2 separate regions of the Mus musculus genome follow, and region 1 is linked to region 2. A link is a loop called in an ENCODE intact Hi-C map of the cell type or tissue named here. Cell type or tissue: heart. All regions are shown on one strand. Each heading gives the region's core, and the rest is flanking DNA. Links, peaks and the distances in the headings are about the cores only. Region 1 holds the start of Gm40229 (a long non-coding RNA gene). Region 2 overlaps Gm33655 (a long non-coding RNA gene).

What was found. A loop is a pair of places that touch in the nucleus more often than their neighbours do. Peaks named below come from ENCODE experiments on the same cell type or tissue, not always from the same donor. Only the 100,000 strongest peaks of a DNase experiment are listed, where the experiment ranks them.
Region 1: it touches region 2 in a loop (7-fold over the local background); 15 of 42 quality-filtered maps call a loop at or near these places.

Annotation. Positions count from the first base shown.
Region 1 is chr4:114,942,168-114,954,596 of GRCm38, forward strand. Gm40229 (a long non-coding RNA gene) reads right to left here and starts at 8,681. Exons shown (of 3, transcript XR_868023.1): 1 at 6,962-8,681; 2 at 6,451-6,654; 3 at 4,646-5,260. In heart, for the core only: a CTCF peak has its summit at 5,449 (motif pointing left); a DNase peak (open chromatin) is centred at 5,434; H3K27me3 peaks cover 4,632 bases.
Region 2 is chr4:114,639,936-114,652,364 of GRCm38, forward strand. The region is part of intron 1 of Gm33655 (a long non-coding RNA gene); the gene reads right to left. Among named protein-coding and RNA genes, the nearest start is that of Gm12829, 34 kb to the right of the region's middle. In heart, for the core only: a CTCF peak has its summit at 7,948 (motif pointing right); no DNase peak of the experiment used is centred there; H3K4me3 peaks cover 469 bases; H3K27ac peaks cover 607 bases; H3K27me3 peaks cover 5,112 bases.

The DNA of each region.
Region 1 (12,429 bases), core at 1,491-9,490, 300 kb after region 2:
TCTGCCTCCTGTCTGTGTGCCTCCGCTAGGAGGTAAGCTAAGCTCTAGGGAACAGGAACTTTCATGATCCCCCCCACCACCACCATTTTGGGGAGTCCTAACCCCACCCCTCTGTTGTACCCCAAACATCCAGCCCAGTGCCTGTAGCAGAGCAAGTGCCCAGGAGTAACCATAGCAACTCTCTCCACTAAGGGCGGCCTTTATGTATGTCCCCATCCGTTCTTCCTGCCTTTTAGCTCAGATGTTGTAAGAGGCCTCAGAGTTGTGTGTCTGCTCTCATGCCAAGGTTTCTTAGGACCTTTGGTTCACCTTCGTTTGAGAGCACCAATTGAAAAGGGGAGGAACAAGCCTGGGAGGAAAAAAAAAAGCCCTGCCTGCAGTTTGGAACAATATTTGGCTGGGGTCAGGAACTCTGTGGGAAGAGCCCTGGGTTCCAGGGAGCCAAGGACAAAGCAGGCCAAGAACTCTTTGCCTTAATTTGTTGCCTCTAAATTCCTCCCAGAAATGAGGCGTGTCAGTCTTCAAACTCTGGGTTTTATGAGGTAATTATAGCGATTACTATAAATCTCCTGTGTGTTGTTTTCAAAGGGGCAATTTAGTGGAGGGACCAGGCACCATTTTCGTTTCTCATTAAGTGATTAGGTTTGTTTGGCAAATCCCGACACCAATGGCTGGAGGCAAAATCTGGACTTGGCGAGGGCAATCCAGAGCCTGCTCACAGCTGAGCATCCCGCACTTCCTTACTGCCCCAGCCTCTCCGCCGAAAGGAACTAGGAGGCCCTTTCATTGGGCAAAAGAGGAGGAAACTAACTGCCCATATTACACTTCAGTAGAGCCAGACTGCCTCTCAGAGCTCTTCTGGGCCAAAGTAAACCTCGCCTCCTTTTAAACTTTTTCTCATTCACATTGGACTCTCAACAAAAAGTTGGACTCACACAGTGAGGTACAATGAGAGAGCCACAGTCCTTGTCCCTCGGCTACTGCACGGGGCCTGGACATGGCTTCTGGCCTTCATGGTATGAAAACAAATAATGTCCCAGAAGGTCAAACCCATGTTAATTTGGTTTTCTGTGAAAGTTTAGAACAGGAAGCAAACAGGATTAGAAGAGGCTTCCTGGAAGAGATGAAGAGACTTCAAGCAGACCTTGCAAGTCCATTTCAAATTCCCAGCCTTTCGCATCAGGTACTCTTTAGGTTGGTCACCTTTCAGCTGCTACTGTCATTGGGGGGCCTCTAAATAACCCCACAAAACTCTGCTTGCCTATTGTGTGAAGGAGGATAACAGCAGCTGCCTGTGGCTTCATACTGAAGTTGAGATGAGATGGACCACAGTAAGTGAGGGGAAATGATGAGTGACCTGTAAATCTACTGTCTTTTTATTTATTTTTTTAAACTCTATTGTTAATTGAGATGAGGGAGAGGAATCTGACCTACTCTATGATCATGCTGGTCATACCAAGCTCCCATCCTTTAGACGTTCAAGCAGAGCTGGGGGGTGGGGTAGTGAGGAAGGCTTTAGGAAGACGTGTAGGTGAGCTGTCCATCACAGCTCAGAGACGAGGAAGACCTAAGAGTGCACCTGTGTTTGGGGCTGGAGAGGATCCTAAAACATTAGCTTAGAGTGATGAGCACCAGAGTTTGCAGATACCAAAACTTCCGTTGTGGACTAGAGAAAACTAATGGATGACTCCAAAGAAACAATGTCACTGGGCAGTGGTGACACACATCTTTAATCCCAGCACTTGGGAGGCAGAGGCAGGCACATCTTCAAGTTTAAGGCTAGACTGGTCTACAGAGTGAGTTCCAGGATAGCCAGGGCCACACCAAGAAACCCTGTCTCAGAAAGAAAGGAAGAGAGAAAGAGATAGACAGAGACAGAGACAGGGAGACACAGAGAGAGAGAGAGGCAGAGAGACAGATAGTGAGAGAGGAGGGAGGGAAGGCGAAAGCAAGCTAGCTAGCTAAGAATGAACCTGTGAGCAAGCTAGCCAGCAAGCAATATTCCTCTGTGGTTCCAGCTTGAGTTCCTGCCCTGACATCCCTCAATAATGGACTGTCACTAGAAGTGTGGACCAAATAAATCTTTTCTTTCTCCAAGTTGCTTTCCCAGAGTGCTGCTTGAATTAACAGTGGGTCCTGGGAAGTCTGTTTTCTCACTCTTCACAGAACAGCAAAATACCTGTATGGGCTCTCCAGAGGGAGAGGCTGCAGGCTTCTGTGGAAGGTGAATGTCCATAGGAGACCCCATGGGTGGAGAGAGTGAAGGAAGTTGTCTAGTGGCTGACAGGAAGTGCAGTGAGCAGCCCATGCCCTTTACACGTGGGTGTGAACTAGCAAAGGTTATTGGAGGGATGCCTCTAAACCCAGGGAAAGACAAACATCTCCAATGACCTCAGGAAACAATACGAGAAGCAGAAAAGAACTAAAAACAGACTTTAAAATTTTTGTTAATATCCTCACAGAGGCTCAGTAAGAAACTGAATCTGTCAAAACTATAAAAAAATAAAACAAAAATATAAAACATAAAAACTATATGGCACAAAAGAATAAAAGAAGAAATAGCCAAGAATACTTAAAAATAGACACATTTTAAAATTTAGTATGTTTTAAAGGCCAAATAAACTTCACATGAAACTTACTTTTTTTATTTTGTTTTTTTATTAGGTATTTATTTCATTTACATCGAAACTTACTTTTAAACAGACAAAAGTAAAAGTCGGGGGGGGGAGGGGGGGGAGAGCTGTATATGGTAATCAGAGATCGCCATGCCCTGCCTGGTGTAGTAGTTGTCTATTGTTGAACAACAAATTTCCCCCAGCTAGCAGCTCTGAACAGCACTGTTTCGTTCCTCTCAGCTCTGCCTGTCAGAGTTTGGGTAAGTTCAGCAGGATTCTGCTCACTGGAACCCAGAGGCAGGCTTTTATCTGGAAGCTCTGAGGAAGAATCCACAACCAGGCTCATCCAACTAGCAGAATTCAGTTCCTTGGAGGCACGGCCTTGCCAACCCCTGAGTCTTCGCTGTCAACTTCAGGCCACTCCAGTTGCCAGACTTTCTCCCTCCCTGGCACAAGGCCGTCTCTATCCTCAAAGCAAGCAACTGCAGGACACGTGCTTCCCATGCCTGGGCCTCTTTGCCTTTCTTCTCTCCTGCCAGCCAGAGAAACTTTTTTTTTTTTTAACGGGCTCTTACAACTTGATTGGCCACAGTCTGATAATTGACCCTTTGCTATAAAGCCAAATCACATGCTCAAAGGGGACAAGGCTGCATGAGGGTAAAGGCCCTCTGGGCAGAGTTCTGACCGCCACCCGAAGATAATTCCCTCCTTCATGAACTACAAGGTAAAGGAGATTTAACAGCTGCAGCTGAGGAACTGACCAGACGACATAAGATGCGAGGATACTTAGTCAAAGCCATTGTTGTCACCTGAGTCGTTTAAGTCAACTCTGTCCATTTGGCAACAGAGATAACAGATGCAAACCACAAGAAAGATCCTGCCTCCTTGGCTGTGTTGAAGATGGAAGGACATGTGGAAAAGTCCCTAGAGCAGTCTTCAGAGCCAAGGACCCTGATGAGCAGCAGTAGGCAAGGAAATGAGGTCCTCTGCCCTTCAGTCGTAAGGAAGGAGCTTGGAGGTGAATTTTCCACAGCCTCCAGGAAGAGCCTGGACCAGCTGACTTCTTGATCTTAGACTTCTGACAGCACGATGGGAACCCAGCTGACTCTTCCCAAACTTCTGACCTGCCGAACTCGAGGTAATAAGCAGGTGTTTTATTGTGAAGCCATAGAAACCAAATATCCCAGGTTGCTTTTGGCCTGTGAGTCTCAAGCTTGTCCTCTGCTTACATCAATAAAAATCACTCTGGACCGGTGGTTAGGGTTTCAGACCACAGACGCGCAGGCTGCGTCTATGAGGATTAACCAAGCAGATACAATGCTCGTTCCTCAACTCTTCCTCCTTCTCCTTCCATTTCTCTAGAAAGTTCCTCACAACCTCTCCCTGCACTGGGTCTGCTGCTGCGTGCCCCATGGTGTGCTGGTCCCATGCACACAGCAGACCCTACATCTTTGGAAGGGCATCAGTCCTTTGTTTCTGGAATTGCTCAGGGCCTCGTCATAATGAACTGTAGGGGTGTCTGTTAGAGGAGTCTGAGCTACTTAGTGAGGAGAACGGAGCACTCCTGCCCAGGAATCTGAAAAGCATGGGTTTCATGGCTTCCTGTCTTCCTGTCCCTACCTTGTATGGGAAGCTTTAAACTCATTTGTATGTGTATGTGGTGTGTGTGAGTGCTGATGTGTGTGCCACAGTACATGTGTGCAAGTCATGTGCCCTTACCTTCTATCTTGTTTCACACAGGCTATCTTTGTTGTTCACTAAGCAGCCTCATGTGTCCTTACCTTCTGGGGTGGCTTGAATATGCTTGGCCCAGGGAGTGGCACTATTTGGAGGTGCAGCTTTGTTGGAGGAAGTGTGTGTGTCACCGTGGGTGTCGGCTTTAAGACCCTCGTCCTAGCAGCCTGGAAGTCAGCCTTCTCCTTTGGAACAAGACGTAGAACTCTCAGCTCCTCCTGCACCATGCCTGCCTGGAAGTTGCCATGCTCCCCACCTTGATGATAATCTTAACCTCTGAATTTGTCAGGCAGCCCCAATTAAACGTTGTCCTTATTAAGAGTTGCCTTGGTCATGGCGACTGTTCACAGCAATGGAAACTCTAGGACACCTCTATCTTGTTTCATACAGACGATCTTTGTTGTTCACTGCTGCATATGCTGTGGTCCTTGTGCTTTGGGGGGTCTCTTCTCTCTTGATCTCTTTTCTCCCCACGGAGAGCTGGGATCACAGGTGTGCAAGCTGTCTCACTAGGCTTCTGTGTAGGTTCTGCAGACTCAGGTCCTCGGCCATGCACAGTGAGTGGTTTACTTACTGAGCTACTCCTGCGGCCTCTACCTTGTGTTTAGAAACTGACATTTGTAACTCTGAGACACAAAAAGCCAGGAGAGTGTGGAAGGCCAGAGACCTCTTCCACCTGATCAGTTGGGGTGCAGCCTGCATTTTGGCTTGGCATAAGCTCATTTACCCCGTTACTTTAATGTGTATTAGTGACTCTGGCGACTCTGCACTGGAGGATTCTGGGATAGGCTGAAGATGTTAACAGCTGCTCCCAGAGAAGGGTTAAGTAGGAGTCATGTGTTTATCAGGACTTAGTAAATCCAGTTAGGTAAGGTGCATCGTTCTGCTGGAAGAGGCCTTGTTTCGGTGACCTGTTACAGGAAGAAGATAAAAATGATTGTTCAGGGGACACTGGGAAAAAGTCAAGGTTGGGCCCACAGAGCTCTGTGCAGAGAACCAGAAGAGGAAGGTGCAGGCTTGTGTATACACAGAAACTGATCTGTTCTCGAAAGTGGAAGGTAGACAGACGCAGAATGGACCCTGGGTGCCCCCTTGTGACTACATTGGTAACTACACCAATCGCAGCCTAGACACAGCCAGTGCCCAGCTAGCTGACAAAGTGCTTCATGTATTTCCTATTGTGAGGACCATTCACTTATCCAGGGAGAGCACCCATATGGTTAGGGAAAAAAGGAAGATTTGTGCCACATCTGTGCTTGGTGTTGCGTGTCTATGTCCTTTTGTGTTTGGTGTCATGAGGGTGTTTTCAAATACAGGTATGCATGTACCATTTACATATGTACCTTGAGGGTCAATGTATAGGAGTTGTGTGTGAGCTGGGTGTGCAAATATACTCTAACTGCTAGTATGAAAGCATGTATTTGTGTGTGCTGTTGCCAAACCCTGCGTGTGTATGTTTTATCTGTTGGTATGAGTGCTCGTGTGCTTATGTCTGAATGCATGTGTTAATGTAACTTCTTGGGGCTTGGCTTCCTTTTCTGTTACACATTGAAATAGTTAAGCGCCATAATCTTATTGTTTGTTTAAAGTTCGGTCTTGGATGCAGGCCTGTTCTAGAATAACTAGCAGATGCAAAAAGCATCCATTATGTATTTTTGCAATTAGCCAAAAACCCAGAAACTTTTCTTAAATAACAGACACAATTCTGTGGGTTGCTTATTGCTGGGGACCCACCTCCTAGCCAGCTTGCCCTGGGCCCAGCCCCAACATAGGCCAAGCCAGAGAGCATTTTCAAAATGTCCCAAGTGAGATGGAAAAACCCATTAAGGGTTTCAAAATAGAACTCAAGGGAGTTTACAGGGAGGAGGAAGAGAGAGGAGGGGGTGGTGGAAGCGGGCAGAGCGGGGAGAAGGGTGGAAGGAGGAAGAGAAGGAGATAAACGGGAGGGCAGGCTCAAAAATCCAAAGGGCTTTGTAGAACTGGCTCAAGCAGCTTAATGGCCTTGTAGCTTTCTAGTCCGTGCTCTGTCACATAATCACAGGGCATCATCCGTGCTCCTTAACCTCACACTAAACACTTTCTGATGCACTTCCCCATTTACCTTGTGTGCCCCCTTTTCACACAGGGACCTTCCTTCTTGCTATCAGGAGGCTTTCCCGTACCCTTCATTACTGTCTTTTTCTGGTGCTGTTTCTCCATGGAAGCACACAGTTCCTCTTCTCCATCACAGAGTTACCTCCCAAACTCTACTAGTAGTACTCTACTAATAGTCGTCCTCCCAGAAGCCTTTGCTGAGCAATTGTCCCTGGGGGGGGGGGGCAGAAAGAGAAGCCAAGGGAACGTTTCAGCATTTGGATTCTTATGAGAAGGCACAAACTTAGGCGGGACCCTGACCCTTTCCTCCACTTCTATAGCAAAGGAACTCCTGCATCCTGGGTCTCAAGAAGGCCTGAGAATATATCTGGGGTTCCAGGTGGACCTCAGACCCCACTCCAACTCAAACATGATGGCCACTGAATGACAGAAGCTCGGGACTGGAAAATGGTTTGCTTGTATCCAGGGTAGAGGAGCCATGTCCTTAAGAAGCCCAACTCACTGTTGGGAACTCTTACCTTCCTCACACAGCTTCCACACCCTCATCTGCCCTCGAGCCATGCTCAACACATCTACTCCACATCTCTTCAGAGTTTGAGGGTCCTTTGTGCTCTACAGCCTTCTGGGATCAAAGACACTGCCAAGTAAGATAAAAAAAGAGCAATCTGTCATCCCATCAGCAACTCCCTTAATGAGAGGACATCGGGGACCTTTCCCTCTGCTCTGCAGCTTCTGCAATGGCCGGCAAGGCAATAGGTTTCATTTGTGAGCTTTTATTAACTGGCTGCTGAGTGCCAATACACTCACGCTAAGGACCTAATCTGGATGAGGCACTGTGGATAGACTTAGTCCCAAACCCATAGACTTGGCTGTATGGCTGTAGGCTCGTAGCATTTATCCCAGTTACTTTTGATATAGAGATTCCCAGAGTACCAGTGTCACCTACAAGTTTTTAAGGGGTGGTAATTCTAATGTGCCAGTAATTCCAGGGCAGGGAGGTGGAGACTCGTGGATCTTTGGGCTCACTGGTAGCCAGTCTAGCCCTGGTGAGTTCTAGGCCAATGAGACTCCTCTCAAAAAGCAAGGAAGACGGCACCAGAGGGATGGTGCCTGTCCTTTGTCCTCACACACATGAACCTGCACACACACACACACACTCATATACACATACATACACACATATGTACGTACATACATACATACATACATACATACATGTGAAAAGAGAGACAGACAGACAGAGACACTGAGAGAGGGAAATATTTTTGACCATACACTAGATTGGCTGATTCAAAAACCCACAGGGTGGGCCGCCTTCTGGGTCTCACCAGCCCTCACCAAGATTCCATTTGAGAACCACTGGTTGGATTCATCCAAGTGGCCTTTAAAATTAAATTGGATTTTCCAGAGGTGGAGCCTGAGGCGTTGGCTTTTGTTTTAAACGTGGTTTAAAATACATAAATTCAATAAATGTTCGTGAAGTCCTGTTGCGCAGTAAGAGCAGTTCTGGGGCACCACGGGGATGACTGCTTCTCCTTTGCAAGTCCTTGACTGGAAGGTGGTAGAGAAAGCATGGTGGTGCTGGAGGAAGAGCCAGGAGAGTCAGGTTCTCAACCCGGCTCTGCTTCCGGCTGTCTGGAGAACCTCGAGGACACTTCTCTATTCCGTTACCCAAAAGCTTAGTAAGAATCCGCACTGACCCCCACCCATCAGTAAGAGAATACGGAAGAAATACAGCTCAGTCTGTTAAAGCATCCTTCCACACTCAATAACTGATCAAGAACTAGCATTCTGGGGCTAGCTAAATGGCTCAGCTGGTAAAGGCACTTGGGGCCAACCTGACGACCTGGATTCGATCCCTTGGAAGGCCCCACACTACGGAAAGAAGACAGTTGTCTCCACAAGTCGTTCTCTGACCACCTCTGTACATTGTAGTGCTCACCCAATAACTTACTTACTTAATTAATTAATTAATTAAAATAAAGACAACAATCACATTGCTGAGTGTTGGGAAGATGGCTTGGTGCTTAAGGGCACTCCCTGCTCTTTCAGGGGACCTGAGTTCAGTTCCTAGCTCCTATTCAAGTGGCTCACAACCCTGTAAGGCCAGCTCCAGTGGCTCTAACCCCTTCTCTGCCCTCCTTGGGCATCTGTACACATGTTGCATTCATGCAAACACACACACACATAACTTTCTTTTGGGGAGGGGGGTTCAAGACAGGGTTTCTTTGTGTAGCCTTGGCTGTCCTGGAACTCACCCTGTAGACCAGGCTGGCCTCGAACTCAGAAATTCGCCTGCCTCTGCCTCCCAAGTGCTGGGATTAAAGGCGTGCGCCACCACTGCCCAGCACACATATCTTTTTTAAAAAATTAAAAGAAGTGCCAGCTAAGCATGTTGGTGCATGCCTCATTAATCCCAATACTCAGGATATGGAGGCAAGGCGATCATTGTTAAATTTGAAGTTATCTTGTTCGTGGTCTGCATATGAGTTCCAGACCAGCCAGGACTCCATAGCAAAATACTGTCTCAAAGCAAAACAATAAAAAGCAAAACCAAAAATAGCAAAGGACTAGGGAGAGAGCCCAGGTAAAGGTACTTGCTACTAAGTCTGATGAGTTCCGCCAGCAGGGCCCGCATAGTGAACTGACTGTACATGCATACCATGGCATGAGCATGCCCTCTCCATATATTTACTGTAATGAAAGCAACAGAAACACTACAATGGCCAGCTAAAGAGAGAGAGAGATCAGTCTGCAAGGATACCGGTGGATTCTTGCCTAGTTTCAATAGAGTCACTGTTAAAGCCCTGAGGATATACTATAATTTTATAAGGTTTCAAGCAGACATTTGCACTAAGTGGTTTCAGATCTAAAACATAAACCAGGAACTTGTCCTTTTACAGCAGAGATTTTCCATGCCCTAATATAGTGTAATAGAGGCACAGTGGGTCAAGACAAAACTAAAACCGGGGAGAGACAGTCAATTGCTTGCCAGGAAAACCTGATGACCAGAGTTCAATCACCGGAGCCCACACGAAGGTGGCAGGAGAGAACTGACTCCACAAAGCCATCTCTTGACCTCCACATTCACACTGTGGCAAGCTCATGTACACACACACAATAATAATAATAATAATAATAATAATAATAATAATAAATTTTTTAAAATTAGCATTGATAAGATGACTGCCAGAATGGAATTTCCTGATCATAGTCCCTTTTCTTTTTTACCACTGAGAGTCATATTTTAAGTCTTTCTGAATTGTATGCTAAGAGCAGAGTAGAGCTGATGATGTACTCAGTCTACCTCCCTTCCTGTTCCTACCTTCAGCGTCTTCTTTCCAACAAGTGTTTATTGAGGGCTCACTCTGCACTTGGGCCCTGGGAAACGGGCCTATAAACTGATGTGGGTCTGGAAGGTTGGTGGTGGTGGTGGTGGTGGTGTTCTGAAGACAAGGTCTCACCATGTAGCTTTGGTTGGCATGGAATGTATTATGTAGATCAGGCTGTCCTACAGCTCACAGAAATTCACCTGCCTCTGCCTCCCAAGTGCTGGAACTAAGGCATGTACCACCATGACTGGACATAAAACTGATGTTTTTTATTGTTGTATAAATATATAGAACTTTCAAAGAATAAAAGGTACCAAATAAAAAATAAAATAAAAGTGATAATTTTATTCTCCTGGCTCTTAAATCTATCCTGAAGTCAACAATAACCAAAAAGTTATATCTTATGGTGAAGCATACAATAAAGGAAATAATACACTAGATCCCATCTCACAATAACACAATGAGTGTTTAAGATCTTTCTTGGGCCAACAAGATAGCTCAGCAGGCAAAGGCAACTGCTTCCAAGAATGACCCCAGAACCTACATGATAGAAGGATACACTAGACCCCTACAAGTTGTCTTCTGACCTCTACATATGCTATGGCACTGTGTGTGTGTGTGTGTGTGTGTGTGTGTGTGTGTGTGTGTGTGTGTGTGTGTGTACAACACAACAAATAAAAATGTAATAGCTTTTTTTTGAGACAGGGTTTCATTATGTAGCCTTGAACTCAGAGATCTGACCCTTCCCCTTAAATGCTGGTATTAAAATCTTGTAGTGTAATATTTTTAAACTTTTTATTCATTCTTTATGAGTTTCATCACATCATGCACCCCAGTCCCACTCATCTCCCCATTCCCTTGTATTCACTCTCTGCCCTCACAACCTCCCCCAGAAATAAAAACCTGCAAACAAACAAACAAAAAAGGACAAAACAAAGCTTAGGAAATATCTCATTATAGAAGCTGCAGTGCGTCACGGTGTATCCCACAGTGTGCCCCTCTGTCCATACATCTTCACCTGTGAATGTTCATTGCAATGAGTCAATGGTCTGGTTCGAGGTCTCTTCCTTCTATGACACAATTAATACTGAATCCTCACCAAGCCTCCTTCCAGTTTTCCTGTTGTTGTCCCATACCACGGAGCTCCTGCAGTTTTGGATCATCAGGACCAGCCATTTCACGTGACCCAACAGTTCTACCGACTCAGGTAAAGGGTGAGAGGGCAGAGGGCATCATCTCGACACCCATCACCCATAGTAGACAAGTCATTTCTCCCACACTCATGCCCTTGGGGCAGCTCAGCCACACCCCCACTACTGGGCCAGCTCCACTGTGCTGCCCAGGCAGGTGCAGAGCCGCTCTCTTTCGTGGTGCCACAGGTGAGAGGTGGGCCCAGCTGTCCAGACTGCTGCAACCAGTGAGGGGCAGGGCCAGCTCTGCACAGCCCCTGGACATCCACTTGGTCCCAGGCAGGCATCTCCATGGTCTCTAGTGGTAATATGAGCCATACTGACCCCTGCTGCTGCACAGCCACAGGTCCAGATGTAGCTCTCAGTGGCAGCACAGGCAGGTTACTCACAATAGTCTACTCCTCTCCTCTAATGTCTGCAGTTCCATCTCCCTTCACAATGCTCAAACTTCCTCTACTATCTGTCCACCACACACTTGCACGTTGTAGTGGCTCCTGCTGCAGGCAGGCCACACTGACCTCTGCCCATGCAACGTGGAGTGGTAGCAAGCAGATCTGTCTGCAGTGTAATATGAAAGAAAGAAAGAAAGAGAGAGAGAGAGAGAGGAAGGAAGGGAGGGAGAGAGAGGGAGGGAGGGAGGGAGGGAGAGAGAGAGAGAGAGAGAGAGAGAGAGAGAGAGAGAGAGAGAGAGAGAGAGAGAGAGAGATGAGCGAGCCAGGCATGGTGCACAGGTTTGTAATCCCAGCACTTAGAAAGTAGACAGTAGAATCAAGATCAATGCTACATAGGACTTTGAGGCTGGCTTAGGCTACATGAGACCCTGTCAATCAATCAATCAATCAATCAATCAATGGGAGAAGATGGACGAATAGTAGAGGTATGTGAGGGCACATTGTCTTGTAAGTAGGCAATAGGTAGAAAAATGGGAAGCAGACTAGTTAGGGTTTCTGTTGCTGTTTCTTTTTTTTTTTTTTCCTTTTATTAGGTATTTTCCTCGTTTACATTTTCAATGCTATCCCAAAGGTCCCCCATACCCACCCCCCCAATCCCCTACCCACCCACTCCCCCTTTTTGGCCCTGGCGTTCCCCTGTACTGGGGCATATAAAGTTTGCAAGTCCAATGGGCCTCTCTTTGCAGTGATGGCCGACTAGGCCATCTTTTGATACATATGCAGCTAAAGACAAGAGCTCCCGGGTACTGGTTAGTTCATATTGTTGTTCCACCTATAGGGTTGCAGTTCCCTTTAGCTCCTTGGGTAATTTCTCTAGCTCCTCCATTAGGGGCCGTGTGACCCATCCAATAGCTGACTGTGATCATCCACTTCTGTGTTTGCTAGGCACCGGCATAGTCTCACAAGAGAGAGCTATATTTGGGTCCTTTCAGCGAAATCTTGCTAGTGTATGCAATGGTGTCAGCATTTGGAAGCTGATTATGGGATGGATCCCTGCATATGACAATCACTA
Region 2 (12,429 bases), core at 3,064-11,063:
ATTATCTTCTTTTGTGTACCTACTTGCAAACCCATCAGGATTCACTGGGTACTCCTGGCTAAAAGTCAGTGGGTCACAAAACAAAACAGAAAGACAGGGATGGTGGAAAGGGGGCTTATAGGGAAAGGGAGGGAAATACAAATGCAAGAGAGAGGGAGAGAGATAGAAGAGAGTGAGAACGAGAGCAAACAGAATGCATTATAAGCAGGTGCGCTATTGTCGAAGACCAAGCTCAATCAAGGATAACTTAGTAAGTAAATAAAAGGAAATTCTTCTTGTCTCACGCATATGTGCTACCATCTCCACACATAATGCTGGTGATAGCTAGCCCTCTAGGAAATTGCTATCTTGTCTGTGTTGGTTCTGAATATAAGCAGGAGGAATGTGGTTGTTGTTGGATGCCCATGAGACCCCACCAGTATTAGCCAATGCATTTGGCAAAGATCAAAACCACAAGCCCCAAAATATGTTTTAAAAAGAAAAGAAAGGAGAGGGGGGAGGGGAGAGGACACGAAGGGAAGGGAAGGGAAAAGAGGGGTGGGGAAGGAAGAAGAAAGGAGAGGAGAGGAGAGGAGAGGAGAGGAGAGGAGAGGAGAGGAGAGGAGAGGAGAGGAGAGGAGAGGAGAGAGGAGAGGAGCTCAGAGTAGCACACACCTGTGACCCCAGCTCTCTGGGAGCAAAGGGAAAAGAGTCTGGAGTTCTTAGGGTATCTAGGACTTGGAGTAGGGGGGAGAGGGAGGGAGGGAGGGAGGCAGGAAGAGAAGGAGGGGGAGGGAGAGAGAAAAATCTATACACATTTCTTTATAAGATGCTGTGTAATAAGGGAAACTTACAATACCAACAATAAAGATAAAATAGGAATAATCTTAAGTACAAATGCTCAAGATCTATGTGAAGAAAACTTTAAGGCACTCCAGAGAGACATAAACACATGCTTGAACAAAGAGGAGGGCAGAGCACTTTTCTGACTGAGAAGATGCAACATCATAAATATGTCAGTTCCCTCTAGGTCAATATCATGTGTCACGTCATCCCAATGGAAAGATCAACAGTATATTTTAAGCAAATAAGTCAATTCTAAAGTTTATATTGCAAAAATATGTATGCGATACTATTCCAGAAGAGCCTGCAAGGGAGTGGTAGTGAGGAATGACCAGCCCTGTGTTTGAGGCAGTACTCACAAAGCCACATTTATTAAAACAGCTTGTCCCTGGCACACAGACCAATGGAACACAATAGAAAGTACAAAACAAGACCAGAAACATATGGAATTGTGTATTGTAAAGCTGGCCTCTGAAATCAGTAGAGAAAGGATGAATTAGTCACTAGATGGTACGGAACCAACTAGGTAGCCTTCTGCAATAAACTAAAGTTAAGTTCAGCCTCACACCTTACCAAAGTGGCTCAAAGATTTGAATTCAAAAGATGAAAGTTCACAAGAAGCAAAGGAGGACAGTTCTATAATTGGAGTGAGAATGGCCTTTCTATGCATGATTAAAAACAAAACATTTCACGTGAAAAAAAGATAAATTTGGCTGTAAGAAAACAATAAATTTTCTTCAAAGTATTCAATGGTAAGGTATTCAAAGTATTTAATGATATTTAATAAAAATATCAACAGTGGGTTTTTTTCAGCTTCACAAACTCTGAAGTTCATATGGAAATGGTAACAATTACTCCTGAGGAATTGCAGGGCAAATACTGGATTGGGAAAATACTTTCTTCTCATATCACAATTTCCTTTAAATTGTAAGCTGTAAAGATCAATTGAAACCATGAACAATATACCTAAGCAAAGTGTAATATTCAGAGTTAGAGAAAAATGGCTCTAAAGTCTAAAAAAAAATGCTCATGGTCACAGTAATCAGAAAAATGAAAATTAAGACCTCACTAAAATCTATCCTACCAGTCTGGATGACATAAAAAAAAAAAAAAGCTCTATATTATTCTCTGTTGGCAAGATGGTGGAGCCAGCAGCCCCACATCATAAAGGAATCTAACCAGTGGCTTGCTCCTCTTGGGCAATTTTGCAACACTGACAAAATACATAGTATATCCTAGTGCCCTGCAACCATATCCAGGGACTTATCCTGCTGATACAGTTACAGGCAGGCAACAGTGCTGTTTGTGCGAAGGTTGTTTTCCAAAGCATCTCTTGTAATAATAGTACATAATTAGAGACAAGTAACCTTTCCTACGGAAAGGTTAAGTATGGTGAAGTATATCTGCCAAGTCTATTGCTTGTGAAATTCTATAGGGTAAGCTGCAAGATACGTTATAGAGTGGAAAAGTGAGCTAAAAAGTGTTATGTATGGTGTGCTGCCATTTGTAACGTCCAAGAAGCAGAAAAGGACCTGTATACTGGAGTTCACTTATATTCACAATCACCTGCAAGTGCATAAGACAGCTGGGAGGCATCACGAGAAACATGGCACTTGATCTTCTGGGGGACAGTGGTGGCAGATCCCTGGAGCTGGCCGAAAAGTACCTTGCACTCTGCATCACTGGTAAAGCCCTGTGATACAAGCATGAGAATGCTTGGAAGGAATTGTGGGATTGATTCTGATATAAGAGTTGCATGAGAAAACATAGGCAGTAAAGATGTTCTGAGTGTCTCTCCTTTATCTCTAAGTCCTCCCACCTACATGTACAGTCCATCTATCATATAGCAGTGTGAGAAAAGAAGGGAACAGGAGTGATGGAGGAGAGAACACGCCCACGCTTCCCGAGACCAGCAGTGGAAGAGATGCTGTGTGACTATTTAGGGTATTGCTGTGATAAAGCACCATGACCAAAAGCAACTTGGGGAGGAAACGGTGTGTTTTGTTTCCATTTCTACATCACTGCCATTATCTAAGGAAGTCAGGGCAGGAACCTGGAGGCAGAAGCAGACAGAGGCCATGGAGGGAGTCTGCTTACAGGATTGTTCCTCATGGCTTGCTCAAACCTTTTTCCTATAGAACCCAGGACCACCAGCCCAAAGGTGCCCCCACTTACAGTGGGCTGGACCCTCCTCCATAAATCACCAATCAAGAAAATGATCTACCGGCTTGCCTACAGCCCAATCTTATAGAGGCATCTTCTCAACTGGGGTTCTCTCTTCTCAAATGACTGTCAAGTTGACATAAAACTAGCCAGAACACAAATCCTGGAGGGCTGAAACCACCATCTCTGTCCCAAGTGACATGATTAAAAAAAAAAAAAAAAAAAAAAAAAAAAAAAAAAAAAAAAACAGAAGGGAAAAGCTGGTGTCCCAACACTAAGACTTCATTTGCTGACACAGAACCCAAAGCCCTAAGCTCTGACACCACTCTCTGCTTCAAGGAAGTGTTGTCTCTTGGGGTGGGCAGTTCCATGGCTTGCAGAGAAACCAGGACATAAGAATAGCTATGAAGCCTCCTGCCATTCCTAGAAAGCAGGACTGCATTAGAGGCTATGAGTGACGTGGTTTTAAATAAGGATCCAGCTTACGATGCCTTCCAGGGGCAAAGTGGCGGTCATCTGAACAGCACACAGAAAAGTAAGAGGGGCAGGAGACCTATGGTTTATTACATCAAGGTAAGTTTACACAAATATGTAAATTCTTCTTGGCACCCAAGTTCATAAAATGCATACCGAATGGTGGTTATGGTGAAAAACCAAGCGTAATAACACAGGGTCACTTTTATTATCTCTGTAAGTCGGGCGACGTTGACGTATGTGTGTTTACTTTTCTAGTAAATGTCTTTCTTTGTAAAGCATTGTTATCTAAATGTCTCTAGCCATGGAAACAAGAAGGAAAAGTCAAGAAGAAACCATGAAGTCAAGAAAGAGAGAAAAAACATTAGGTGGAAGATGAGCCCCGATGAGGCAGCCAAGTAGGCCGCCAGCGCGCCGGTGCAGCCAGCGTGCCGGTGCAGCCAGCGCGCCGGTGCAGCCAGCGCGCCGGTGCAGCCAGCGCGCCGGTGCAGCCAGGTGTTCCACCGTGATGAATTAGCTGCCTTCTTAGGGAGGAAAAGAAACATGCAGACTCAATCCCTCATCTCCTAGGAAACCTCCAGATGACCCCACTAATTATAAGATAATAAAAGAATCTAGAAGCCCTAAATAATTCTCACAGACTAGATCCATCTGTCACGATGACAGGACAATGGGTTGTGTAACTACAGCCAAGTGAGGCTCGCAACGGTAAAAGTTTGGAAAGCAACACCAGGTTGCAGTAAAACTGGAGACTGTGTGAAAGGCTCAGATTTACAAATTTTACTGATGGAACAAGTGAAGATTAAGCAGTAGAAAAAAAAAATCTGTCCAGGCTGTGGGCCAGGGGCTTTTGTCAAACTCTTAGAATATGAAACAACATCCCATACCCAGTTGAAGATCGGATTGGCTGCTACTGTATCCTGGACTGGGTCTTCAATCTAGAAGATAATTTACACTGACTAAATAAAAAAATAAAATATCTAAAAAGTTAAGAGGGTGGAAATAATGAAATAGCCTAATTCACTGATGCTTTTAGGATAAGTGGAAGCATAATCATAAATGTGGGGGATTATTTGTTTGTTTATTTTGCTTTGCTAATGAGACAGGGGTCTTGTGTAGTCCAGTCTGGCCTCTGACTCATTATATTGCGTAGGGTGGTCTTGAACTTCTGACCCTTCTGTGTGCTGAGATGACATGTTTTCCAGCATCTCCACTTTATGTAGTGCTAGGGATTGAGTTCAGGTTTTCATGCTGGCAAGCTAGACAAGCAATCCAGCCACTGGCTGCAACCTCAGCCCTCTTGAGGATTAGACAAGGCCTCTCACTGACCTGAAGCTCACCAAGTAGGTTAGTCTGGCTGACCAGCAAACCCCAAGGATCCACCTTTCCCTGCCTTCCCAGGGCTAGGATTACAAATGTGAGCCACCACACTTGGCTTTTTTAAGTGATGGTTCCAGAGAATCAAATTCAGGTGTTTTCGTGGCAAGCAGTCTTATCAAGCAGTGAGCTATCCCCTAACCCATAATAACTTACTTTAAGGTACATTTTACATAGCAACAGCTGTGGGTCCTTCTCTGCAAGCCCAGATACCCTTTACTCATTGCTTCAGCTACCTACATCCATACAAGCAGTCCTAACTTCAACAGCTTACCGCAGTAATTTTAATCTCTTTCCATCTCAGAGGCCAGGAGTCAGGCAGACTGCCTAGGGAGCTCTGCTCAGTCAACTGTTCACTTGGACACTGAGAAGTTTGACGGGGGTTGAGTGGGGGGGGGGGAGTGTGAGACTGAGGAAGATTCACTTAGCTGTCCAAGACTTGACAAGATAGCTGGAAAACTGAATCAGTGTGACCCCGTGTCTCGGGGCCCCTCTTGTGTCATCAAGACTTCTTACCAGAGCCAGGGTGAAAAGCTCTGAACTTCATAATGTCACTTCTGCCATAGTCTAAGGGTCAAAGTAGCCACAGGTCAAACCACATTTAAAGGAACAAGATAGACTGCATACATCTTTAAAATGAGACCAAATCATCTTCAATCTTTTTCTGTCCTTGAACATTTTTTTCCCTGAAGATTGGGGAACAGGTCAAAGAGTTTGGCTCAGGACTAGTTAGGAGCTGACAGTGGTGATGGTAGTTAACCCTGAGAATTTTATTGAGTGTTTACTGGGTGCCTGGCAATGCTATAAAAACTTCATATGTTTGTGTTGTTGAATCTTTGCAGCACTCCTGTGAAGACTCTGTTAGCATCCCAGTGTGTGGATTAGCAGGCTGACTCATCTGACCATGCTTACTCTCCCCAGAATCACACCTTACAAAGAGGGAAGCCTGAAGCTACCCACAGATGCAGGTGATGAAGAGCCTTTCTACACAAGATGGGGGACTGACCAATGTCTTGGGAGCACTGGGGTTTCAGTGGAACAGGGCCCACATTGTGGGTGGTGAATAAGATAGAAGAGAGGGGAAGTGAGGAGGCTGATCAGGAGACTTCTCACATCTACATGAAAGATGGGAAAGGCATGAGAGATGGGGGGAGGGATGGGAAAACTGAAACCTAAAGCAGAAGAACGCAGGAGCTGGAGAAGAAGGCAAGACTTGGCAAGACTTGGCAGGTTAGGGACAGAGTGAACCCAGGAATAGTTTCAGAGGCAGAGCCCCCATCGTTGTATGCCAAGTTTAATTTAGACCCTGTGGGATCATGGGTAACAAAGTTCTTCCCCTCTGTAGCCCCCTCTCTGAAGAAAGAACAAAGCCCCTCCATGGACTCTCACATACTTCTCTAGATCTTGGAGAAATTAGGGTGTTGGTGGGCAAGATGGGAGTCAGCCAGAAGAACCCTCCAATCAGCAAATTTGGAAAGGGCATATCCCAGGAAGCTTGACTTGGCTAGGGTATCCCAGTCCCATCCCTACACAGCCTAAACACAGAGCTGAATTCTGGGTCACTGGGTGCAGGAGAAGACCTGGGCAGGGTCAATTTGGAGGCACATAGGTTCCCCATGTTAGAGTTAACAGGGTGAGCATGCATGAACCACCAGAGCCTTTTTGTCTGCTGCCCTCCAGCCCTGCATATTGCAGACACCCTGTGGCCTACATTTGTAAGTCACTCCAATCATTTAAGACCAACCCCCAAAGCGGTGTGGCAGGAAACATTTGTTAAACACTTCCACATCAAGTAAAACTCCGTCTGATCACAGTTCTGGGATTGCTGACTACATGAACTTGGGTAAACATCTTGCCTCCCTGAGCTTATGTTTGCCCACCAAAAGGCACGGCAAGAATGCTGTACAATAAGATACTTCCCATACCTAGCACAGGGCCTAGGGCATAGTCATTACTGAGCAATTAATAGCAATAATAATAACAGCAAATCCTGCCTTCTTTGCTTTCATTCTTTCCCAGCTCCCACTGGCCTCCCCCTCCCCCACCCCCACTCTGCAGCTAAACACGGATGGCACAGTGGTGATGTTTCCTATGTCATTTCTGTCCCTTGGATCAACTCTACACCTTGGCACTCTTCCCTTAAAGAGAGTTAAGAAGCTCGGAAACTGGAGCTGGGGTTTCTGCTCCCCCTTCCTCTCCCCGGGACCCAGGTTGTCCTCCTCGGGTACCCATAGGAGCACAATAAAGGCTGATTGGGCTAAATGGGCAATTTATGGCTTCTCTTTGAACAGGCCTTAGATGATTACCTTTTATGAGGCTTACACTTTAGACTCAAAACGTAAAACAGAAGCTCAGGCTAGGAAGCAAATAATGGGATATTTTATGTGCTGTTCTGGAACAAAAGTCCACAGCTTTATTGCGATGGCTGTAAAAAGAGCGTGATTGGAGAAGCTTTGATTGAGAAACACACATGGAAAGAACCGCAGGTCAGGAGACCGGAGGCTGTCCTGAGTTTCCCACCCTGTAGCACCACCTAGCCAGGCCTTATACTGTCTGTCTTCAAATGGCAAAACCAGGAACCACCCTCTGCACCATCCCCGCAGCAAGCCCTTCTCTATGATTCCTGAGTCCTCACATCTAAAATACCTTCTTCTCAGGGTTCACTGATTCTAAAACGTTGATTCTCCAGACATGACTAATCTAGGCTGCTCAAGTCACACTGTCTGAACCATCTCCGGATTCTAGAGTAGAAAGGGTGCAATGGTTGCAGGCACAGACCTAGAGCGTGGAGGCCTGGATTCAAGTTTCCACCCAGTGCTCATTAGAATGTGACTTAGGAAAAATCACAGTATATAATGAAAATAAAGATCAGCACAGTGGGATGAGGTGTTGGAGAGAAAGAGAAGAAACAGCTCACACAGGGGCTGCTGTTATGACTGACACGGAGAAATCTCTCTGAAGTTGAATGAGGTTGTTAGTGTTCAAACACTCAACGAATATAATGTCTCAAATAAAAGACCATCTAAAATATGCTGCCACATAGGAGTGTGCCTGAAATGTGTTCTGCAAGCCCAAAAATCCAGGAGCAGGGCTGTCAGCATAGCCATGGCCACCAGAGGGCAGGCTCTGGTTGCTGGTCTGCCAGCCCTGCGGGATCCAGGAACAGCACTGGGGCCAGTCCTTCTCCCCTCCTCCTGCTCTTTTAATTCTTTCCTCTTAGGGGACCAGAGATCAGAGGCATAGGGAGAAACTGTTGCAATTATTATGTTTTCCTGAAAACTCGAAACTAGCAATGCAAAATAAAAGGAGACCCTAAATGGTGTGTGATCTCTATGTGTGCAGTTTTAACACTGGGCTCCAGGCTGAGGCCTGGCCTAGGCTTTGGGGTCAGCATGTTGAAGGCTTCCCCAGCAGGTGATCCATTGTCCAGCTACCTAGTGTCTGACCCCCACCTCCATGTGATGCTGAGCTTAGAAAAGTTCGAGTGTCACACCCAGGCCATTCAGTGCAGAGACCAAGATTCAGGTGTGAACCTTCCAGAGACGGTGCTTTGTCCTAGATAAGCTGAGCCGAGCAGAGGCTAGCCCAGCTGAAGGAAACCAGGTAAGGAAGAGTGAGAGTCTGTTTTAGGAGTTCCTGGCTATTATATCTCTAAGACCATCCTTCAACTATTCTTGGGAAACGGATTTTAAAATGACACTCTGGGACCTTGCAGAGAAAGGATCTGACCCATTAAAGAGCTGGGGCCTGAAGTCAAGACATACCTAGGTACAGTACTAAACAGAAAGGATGCGGGCAATTGATAGTCTTCTGCGACCTTGGCCAAGGCCTGTTGGATGTCTGGCCTTCAGGTGACTATTCAGGACTAGGGTCAGTTGGGACAGCAGGAGAGGGCCTTGTGCTGGGGCACCCAGCGGGGCTCTTCCATGCCTGGGCAGCACTGTGGCCAATATTGACTTTTGTAAACACCATTTTGCACCGAGCTCAGGGCTAGGGCGGGGGCGCCCTGACCCGGGGGCGGAGGCAACGGCTCCGCATTTAGACGAGGCCATTAGCAGCGATCGATGGCTGCGCCGCGCGCTCTGGCCGCTGGGCGCTCCCAAATGAAGGTTAAGTTTGCTCTGCGCCCCTGCGAGGCAGGCCATGCGGCCGCATAATGGCCCCAGGACCGGCGGCGGCCCACATGCCCAGGTTAAGCTCAAGCGGCTTGGTGGGGAGGATGCAGAGAGAATGGAGCTTGTCGCTGCAGACACAGACAGGGAAGGCTGAGCAGGCATGCTTTAGAAATGTGAGCACCCTGGTCTGGCTCCCTGTGGGTCACTTGCTGGGCTCTTGTGGTACTTGTCTGATTGTTTGGTGTGTACTGGGCCTGTACCTTGGCTTCTGTGCACCTGTTGGAATGTATGGTCTGCGGTGTGTGTGTGTGTGTGTGTGTGTGTGTGTGTGTCCGTCCGTGTGTCCCTCCAGCCTGGTCCTGATCATCTAGAGGGGCTGCCTGGAACTCTGGAGCTAGCCTGTCTGGGAACCAAGAGGCCTGGATGCTACTTTTCTGACTGCCACCCCTCTCTATCCAGCCTAGATCTCATTCCTTAGAACCTGACGACCCTACCCTAGCCCGACAGGGACGTGTTCACACGTGTAGTTGTGAGTGCCTGGGCTGTGGGAGTAACTGGAGGCTGCGTGTGAAAGGGTATGGCTGTTCAGAAATGATGAGTCTGGTTCTGCAGCAGCTCCAGGCTGGAAAGTATCCCCTGGGCCCTGTTGAGCGTCTCTCTGTAACCTAGGCAGCTTTGTGCCACAAATCGACAGCTCAGAGCCAGGTTTCCTGGCAGTTTCATCTGTCAGCTCCACCTCAGATTGAGCACAGTTGCCACTTTGCATATTTAATGAGTGCCCCCAAAGTGCCAGTGTTTCGAAGCTGTCACATTAATTCTCATATTTACTCTTCTCTCCACTTTGTGCAAATGAGGAAATGGAGACTCGGAGAAGGGAACGAGTTGGCAAAACAATGAAAGCCGACCAGTGAAGGGAGTGGGGTTCAAACCGTGCTGCTTGTACCAGGTCCCTTCCTTGCACCTTGCTGGCCTGAGGCTGCGACCTTGGGCAACAGGCAATGTGAAGTGCCAGCTTCTTGGCAAGCTGCAGGAGGCTGTGTTCTAGAAGGCAGTCATCGGAATGTGATAGAGATAGGAAAGATTCCCCAGCCAGTCTCCCCACTAGAAGCTGAGTGCCTTATTAGCTACTTAGACAAAATCCTGGTTCTGCCATGGCCCAGACTCCCATCAACAGGAAAGTCTGGCAGACCGCTGAGCTCTGAGCAAAAGAGGTAACAGTTTGAGTAGGAAGGGTCATATACTAATTCCTAGGGACCTAAAAGAATATCTGTAGACATATTGTCACAGCAGATGACCTAACAGTATTGATGTCTTCTGCAATGGTTTTCCTGCAATGGTTGCAGAGAAGGGATATCCAAAGAAATATGAGGTTCGCTGTCTTTATATAGGGTGCTGGCTAGATGCCCTGGAACCAGGTTCTGTTTGAGTCTCTTTAAGACACAGTTAAAGAGGTCAGGTGCTCAGTGGTTTATGGCTTAGAATAGATGGACTTTTCAGTAGTGGCAGCTGAAGCCAAAGCACAGTGCAGAGTGGGAAGCCACGGGCTAGCAACAAAGACAAGATCAAGCCAGCAGAGGTGAAGGCTGCAGATGGAACACAGGGCAGAGCCTAAGAGAAAGCGCTGCTGCTGAGCTCCCAGATTTAAGACAAATCTCTCTCCAGCCCATGCCTGCTCCATGGTGCCCAGCGAGGACAAAGTGCTCCAGGAGGACCACTAGCCACACACACCCCTCACTGCTCCAAGCTTCGTGGAGCAGCTCTCCCCACTCTGGAGAAAGGCACATGGTAGAATGGATAAGGCCTTGGAGCTTCCAGACCAGCTTCTTGTAGGCAGATACCCTCCGAGTGACTCATAGCTCTCTAGCTGCCAAATGGCATAGGAGCTACTGGCTTCGTATATACGGTGCTGGTCCAGTGACGTGATGCATCACAACCTGTGGCTCATAAGGAACACTAGATAAACAGAAGCTCTCATCCTCTGAGCTTAGATCCAGCTGGATCAACAGGGTCTGCTCTGTCTCTTTCTTCCATCCAGTCTGTGAACTTATCCACCTCAGCTTCACCAGAGCCTGACCTTCAGGAAGGCTCAGTGCGACGAGAGCCCAGGAACTTCTTGCATAAAGATGGATGGATCCAGGCCATGTGAGTGAGACCCAGAAGAACCCCGCCCCCACCCAAAAGTGCGAGGAGCCAGGGGAGGGAACAGAAAGACAGGGCAGACCTCAGGAGGGGCAACAGCTTGAACACATTTTTCCCAGTTGAGGAGGCTAGAGAATGACTTCTCTGCTGAACTTTGACCTCCGAGTCACATATCTTCTTTGAACTGTCAGGCAGCCCCCAGCCCTGTCACTCTCCATCTAAGCTAGGCCAAAAGTGAAACTCCAGCCCTGCCCTGCAGCAGTTCCCATGAGCTCTATGCCTGGATGTCTTATGTGTGGGAGTGGAGGGGGGGTTACACATATCTTCCAACCAAGACCCACTGCACATCCCTGGCCCAAGCTCAGCTCTAACAGCCTGAGGTCCACGATGGATTCTCTCCAGCCTGGAAAGAGAGAGTTAAGTCACAGTCCAGGACTGACCAGGAGTCCTGCTCCCCACCACACCTATAGGGACCTAGGGAACTTAGGGAGCTTTTCTCACCAAACTGTATGGGTTACAATTTGCCTGAAGAAAGGCATCCTGAGTGGGAGAATCATGTAGAGAATGAAAGTACACAGCTTGGCGTGTTTGCTTCCTTCCCTCAGATGGTGAGGAGGGGAGGCATGGGCTCTTGTCTCCCTTGTATCGCCAGTATCTCCTCTCACAGAAACTCGGGCATTGAAGCAGGGCAGGCATTATACCCTAGTTTTACTTGTAAGGAAGCCAGGGTTTATAAGATTAAGGGAGTCTATCCAAGAACAAGTGGCCTGGCTCCAAACTGGCAGAGCCAGGACTCTAATGTGACCAAGGCTCAGCATGCCTGGCTGCAGCGAGAGCAGAGCAAAGTGGACATCCCAGTGTTTCAAGCCCATAGCATCTGTTCTGCCTGCCAGCAAGCACAGGTCCTCCTGGCTCCTGGGAGGGAGTCTCCTTGCGAGAAGATGGAAGGGCCCATGATTCAATACTAGCTGAACCCAGAGTTCCTCTTTGTGTAAGCAGTCTCTGCATCTGGTCACACCTAGCATCCAGAAGTGTTCTGTAAATATCTGTTGAATGACTGAGGTCACAATTCTTTCTAGAACATTCATGAAAGAAGCAACAATGTGATAGAAATGGGAAAGCAAACATGGAAGATAGAGGTGGATTGATGTGAAAGATTCACTAAGTTTGTCATCTGAAGTTTTTCTCTTTTCTTCCTATCTTTCTTTTTTAACCTATTACCTTCCTTTACTATAACAGGCACTGGTGGTTTGAATGAGAAATGTCCCCCATGGGTACATATATTTGAACACTTGATTCCCCAGTTGGTAGTGCTGTTTGGGGAAGTGGAACCTTTAAA